Linked DNA regions of Homo sapiens: region 2 is linked to region 1. Evidence: read pairs that join two places in POLR2A ChIA-PET (ENCODE). Cell type or tissue: GM12878. All regions are shown on one strand. Each heading gives the region's core, and the rest is flanking DNA. Links, peaks and the distances in the headings are about the cores only. Region 1 overlaps LINC01053 (long intergenic non-protein coding RNA 1053). Region 2 has its middle 5.8 kb from the start of MTMR6.

Region 1 (2,917 bases), core at 251-2,750:
GCAGGCACCAGATCAGTTGTAACAGCAGGATCTTAGAACCTGATCCTTTTATGAATCTGGGTCAGGAGACATGAAATCAGAGCAGCAAGGGCTGCCCACTCTTTAAGAAACATGGGCTTCTGCTCCCCTTCACTATTTATTTTACAATAAGCAAAAGAAAGCCTCAAGAGTCTACCTTCAAGCTGCTTACAGCATAGCTCAAGGAGGAGGTATACATGCTAATAGTCAGAATATGAAACAAAATAGAATCACTCACTGCCTGGGTGCAGGGAACATGAGACATTATAGGGTTTATAAGACACATTATTTACACTTGGGCAGGTCACAAAAGGCTTCATGGAGGCAGTGGCGTATGGAGTAGATTCTAAATAGCAGGTAGGTGATGGCGAGGATGCAGAGAAATGGCTCTCATACCGCTGCCTGTAGATCTGGAAATTCATAGACATTCTTCAAAATGACCAGGTATTAATTTAAAATGCTTGTGCCTTTCAACCTTGTGATTTCAAAGTTCAAGTAAATAATCTGAACATAAACTTATTCAAAGTGTTAGTTAAATGATATTGCTGTTTAATGGAACACAGAGCAACCACCAAGACTTTGTGAACATCAACCTGATGCCAGCTGAGGGACCAGAGGGGCCCTCCTTGTAGTCTCTCAGATGTCTGATTAATATGCCCTGATTCTCCCTTCCACAATTTATGAAATGCAAATCTTTCCCATTAACTTTGTAGATTACCAAGAGCTTCTTTTCAAGTGCTTTTTTCTGGCTATGCCCTGCCCAGGGCTGCTTTAATTCAGTTCCTATTTCCCTCGAGTATTTCTTGATTTGGGTGATTGGCCATGGTTGTGCGGCTCCTGGATGGGGCTGGGATTGCACAGTCCGGCTCTGTCTCTCACTCACTCTTGCTTCCTTTACTTCCTGGAGCAACTGACAAATGATTCCCCACACTTCTCCTCAGAGCTTTTTTTCTTTAAAAAGGCAAGTTTTCCCCTAAAAGGAATTCTCATATCAGTTGCTAATAATATACATTTCCCCTCGCATTATTGTATGAAGAATTTTTTCATGACATGGGAAAATGCTTATGATAACATTTCTCCCCACTCCCTTCGGAGCAAGGAAAAAGCAACACACAATCTTGAAACTACACCCAGGATAGTGTCAACCATGTAAAACAATATGCATCAAGGGAAATTTAATCAACAGTAGCAGTGGCCAGCTCTGGATTAGGACGCTGGGTGATTTGTATTCTTCTATATGAATCTGCTGTCTTTACCAAGTCTTCAAAGATAACGCATATTTGGAGCCCAGGTGCCTGGGAAAATGGAAATTTTACTGTTTGGAAAAATTTTAAAAAATCAAAAAGCAGGGAGCAGCCAGTGTGGGAAAGACAGCTGCGGTTTCCTTTTCCCTCCAGGCGCAGGCGGCGCACCTGCCAATGGGTGCTTCTGCCCTCCCTACCCTGCGCTGGTAACTACCACCTCAAAGTGGAAGCTGGACAGTTCAAACGTTTGTAAAAGGCAGATCTCGGTGTTCTGACTTCTCCTCGTCCTGTTGGTAGACTGCCTCCGTGACATGCTGGCAGGATTTCTATAAGGGCACAGAAGGCACAGGAGGGTGGGTGAGGACTCTGTGGCCTGCGAGTGCGCACCGGGTGCATGTGCTAGTTTTGGGCCGCCCTACAGATTCCTAACTCACCTTCAGCAACGACCTGCACCGTGAACCACACTTTCCAATACAGATGGTTCCCTTTTTGGCAGACTAGCAAAACTCGGGGGGCTACCCACAGAAAGTGCTCATCTTGCTACCTCTGTTCAACATTTAGCTTCTGACTAATCAATCCGAAACTATCACCCCACTGCAGCCTTTCTGCAGCTGACACAGGTGAATTCATGAAGACCGGGAAGGGCTCCTAATATTTCCATCTGAAGCGGGATCTCTGAAATTTCATAGACATGCGGTCACGCACACATCTTTCCAAGGTCTCAGAAGCACAACAGCTATTCACAGCTTCTCTGAGAACAGACAAGGGGCTTGCAGGTGGGTTGTACTTGAATAAGCTTCTTTCTTCCCTTCCTCCCTCCAACAACATGAAGCACCAGAATAACTCCCTGTTACTAATGTGCGAGAAGTTTCTTGTAGGTGGTCCATGCGACACTATTCTTTCATTGCAATTCCTTCCTTCCTTCCTTCCTTCCTTCCTTCCTTCCTTCCTTCCTTCCTCCCTCCCTCCCTCCCTCCTTTTCTTTCTTTCTTTTTTTTTTTTGGACAGAGTCTTGCTCTGTCGCCCAGGCTGGAGTGCAGTGACACAATCTCGGCTCACTGCAAGCTATGCGTCCTGGGTTCACACCATTCTCCTGCCTCAGCCTCCCGAGTAGCTGGGACTACAGGTGCCCACCATCACACCTGACTAATTTTTTTTTTTTTTGTATTTTGAGTAGAGATGGGGTTTCACCGTGTTAGCCAGGATAGTCTCGATCTCCTGACCTCGTGATCCGCCTGCCTCAGACTCCCAAAGTCCTGGGATTACAGGCGTGAGCCACCGCGCCCGGCCCCCTCTTTTCTTTCTATCTCTCTCTTTCTTTTTTTTCTTTTTTTTTTTTAACTGGGTCTTGCTCTGTTGCCCAGACTGGAGTGCAATGGTGCGATCTCGTCTCACTGCAACCTCCGCCTCCTGAGTTCAAGCGGTTCTCCTGCCTCAGCCTCCCGAGTAGCTGGGATTACAGGCACCTGCCACCACACCCAGTTAATTTTTGTATTTTTAGTAGAGACGGAGTTTTGCCATGTTGGCCATGCTGGTCTCAAACTCTTGACCTCAGGCGGTTGGCCTGCCTCGGCCTCCCAAAGTGCTGGGATTACACGTGTGAGCCATGGCGCCCGGCCTGTATGCTGACAATTTCTTCTCACACCTGTGAAAAT
Region 2 (2,917 bases), core at 173-2,672, 110 kb after region 1:
AGGGAGCTCTGGGAACAGATGTCCTGTTAGCAGCAGTAGCTGAGTAGAAGCCCCAGTCAGGTACCATATATAGGATCCAGATGATCCAGGCCATCTGCCTCTCTGTTGCCAGCTCTCCCCTTGGTGATTACTGCAAGGAACAAAGAGACCCATTTCCCCTCAATACAAGGGGTGGGAAATGAAGAGACATTGGAAAGAGAAGAGGTTCATTCACTAATATTTGTTTTATTGTTAGTAATATTTATAAAGCACACGATCCAGTTTCAGAGGATTCAATATGCACCTGTGTTCCTACATTCCTATCCTTCCCTTTAAAAATGTTGACATACAATAAAATTCATCAGATTAAGCATTTTCTGCTGCCTGATCTCATCAATTATGCCAAGAGCACACTTAATACTGTTACAATTCAATTGAGTAGTCCACTGCAACTTACAAACTAATCTGAAGGAAGATAATCAGGAAGAGACTTGTTTTTAGGGTTAGTTAGACTGGTGAATATCAAAATACCAGTGTAATCATTGACCACAAGAAAGCAGATGGGAATGAAAGTCAGCATGTTCTCTTCCTATAAAGCGTGGGGGGAGGTCACATTACAGTTGAGAAGATTGCTTAGTTAGCATGAATTCAGAGCAGGGGAAACTAGCTGCATGATAGGAGAGGCTGTTGCCATTCAGCAAAGATCTTGATGCATCAGCCAGCCTATCAGGATGTACCAACCACAAGAAAAGGCAGGAGGGGCTCTGGGCCAGGCAAGCCTCTGGAGGCAGCCCTGAAGATTCATTATTTGAGGGAAATATTAGATTTCCCTAAACTAGGCCTCATTATTGAACAATCCTCCCTCTAAGGGCCCTATTCTGCCTTTAGATATGCCATTTCATCTGCTAGGTTCATATCAAGATGTGGTATAGAAGCTATGCTGTCTTTTTAAGGAGACATATCTGTAACTTAATTAATTTTGTTTTAATGTATATATTTATAATTTCCTTTATCATCCAACTTCTAGGAGACATCAGGTTTTTTCTTACATGTGCCTACAAAAACAACTTAAAATAGTGACATGACTAATATTTGATGATTTTAAGAAAATATCATTTTCTTAATTGACTTTGCAATTAAAGACGGAGTTTTTTTGCACAAAAAATTGAAAGTTAAAATTCACAAAAAGCATGAAAGAAACTACTATTACGGTTTGAAATAATGAGGAATCAGATTTTTTTTTTTTTTGAGACAGAGTCTCACTCTGTTGCCCAGGCTGGAGTGCAGTGGCGCCATCTCAGCTCACCGTAAGCTCTGCCCCCTGGGTTCAAGCCTCAGTCTCCTGAGTAGCTGGGACTACAGGTGTGCGTTACCACACCCAACTAATTTTGTATTTTTTAGTGGAGACGGGGTATCGCCATGTTGGCCGGGCTGGTCTCGTACTCCTGTACTCAAGTGATCTGCCCACCTCGGCCTCCCAAAGTGCTAGGATTACAGGCATGAGCCACCATGTAATCAGAGTTTTCTGCATTTGTTTCTCTGTAATGTTTAATGCTTATTTTTACACCACTAAAAAAAAAATGAAAAGTGCCCCTATAAAAGGCACAAGAGATATTTGATATTTTTATTATTATGTAAGAAAATATTTTACATTTAACAATAAAATATTGGTGCTTTTTTTGGGGGGGAGGCTTAAACAACAGAAATTTATTGTCTTGCATTTTTTTTTTTTTTTCTTTAAGTTCTGGGATACATGTGCAGAATGTGCAGGTTTGTTACATATGTATTAATGTGGCATGGTGATTCGCTGTACCTATCAACTCATCATCTAGGTTGTTTTGTTGTTGTTGTTGTTGTTGTTGTTTTGAGATGGAGTCTTGCTCTGTCGCCCAGGCTGGAATGCAGTGCATGATGATCTCGACTCACTGCAACCTCTGCCCCCTGGGTTCAATCGATTCTCCTGCCTCAGCCTCCTGAGTAGCTGGGACTACAGGCACGTGCCACCACGCCCAGCTAATTTTTTGTATTTTTAGTAGAGATGGGGTTTCACCTTGTTAGCCAGGATGGTCTCGATCTCCTGACCTCGTGACCCGCCGGCCTCCGCCTCCCAAAGTGCTGGGATTATAGGCGTGAGCCACCGCACCCTGCCGGCCCATCTAGATTTTAAGCCTTGCATGCATTAGGTATTTGTCCTAATGCTCTCCCTCCCCTTGCCCCCTAACCCCTGAAAGGCCCCAGTGTATGATGTTCCCCTCCCTGTGTCCATGTGTTCTCATTGTTCAACTCCCACTTATGAGTGAGAACATGCGGTGTTTGTTTTGCGGCTCCTGTGTGTTTGCTGAGAATGATGGCTTCCAGCTTCATTCATGTCCCTGCAAAGGACATGAACTCATTCTTTTTATGGCTGCATAGTATTCCATGGTGTATATGTGCCACATTTTCTTTATCCAGTCTATCACTGATGGGCATTTGGGTTGGTTCCAAGTCTTTTGCTATTGTAAATAGTGGATGCTTTTATAATTATGTTTACTGTTTACCAGCGAATGGAATATTATAAAAGCAATCACAATTCCTAATCTTGGTGCTTCTTAAGTAAGCATAAATCGTTAAAAGAGCAAAAATATTTCACTTGATTTCGTTTCTTGGCTTTTATTTCTAGGAGTTTTATGGAAGAAGGTGAAGTCTATGATTAGAATTCTCTGTGAAATCAAAGATATCTGAATTCAGATCTCATTTCTGCCACTTTCTAGCTGTGAATTTAGTCAAATTATTTAACTTCTCTAACTCTTGATGTCCTTATCTGTAAATAGTGGTACTTATCATTATGTTATCCATTGAGTTATTTGTACAGGTTAATGAAATAATGAACAGAAGTACTTAGCATAGTAGCTGGCCTCGATAAGTGCTCAATAGCTGGATATAGCAGCCTTTGCCTATA

The links. Peaks named below come from ENCODE experiments on the same cell type or tissue, not always from the same donor. Only the 100,000 strongest peaks of a DNase experiment are listed, where the experiment ranks them.
Region 2: POLR2A ChIA-PET joins it to region 1 with 7 read pairs; 2 of 35 experiments call an interaction of 5 or more read pairs at or near these places.

The regions. Positions count from the first base shown.
Region 1 is chr13:25,184,662-25,187,578 of GRCh38, forward strand. LINC01053 (long intergenic non-protein coding RNA 1053) reads left to right here. Exons shown (of 3, transcript NR_120427.1): 2 at 1,863-2,038. Among named protein-coding and RNA genes, the nearest start is that of LINC01053, 4.8 kb to the left of the region's middle. In GM12878, for the core only: no CTCF peak of the experiment used is centred there; a DNase peak (open chromatin) is centred at 1,776; H3K4me3 peaks cover 801 bases.
Region 2 is chr13:25,291,820-25,294,736 of GRCh38, forward strand. No RefSeq gene overlaps it. Among named protein-coding and RNA genes, the nearest start is that of MTMR6, 5.8 kb to the left of the region's middle. In GM12878, for the core only: no CTCF peak of the experiment used is centred there; no DNase peak of the experiment used is centred there.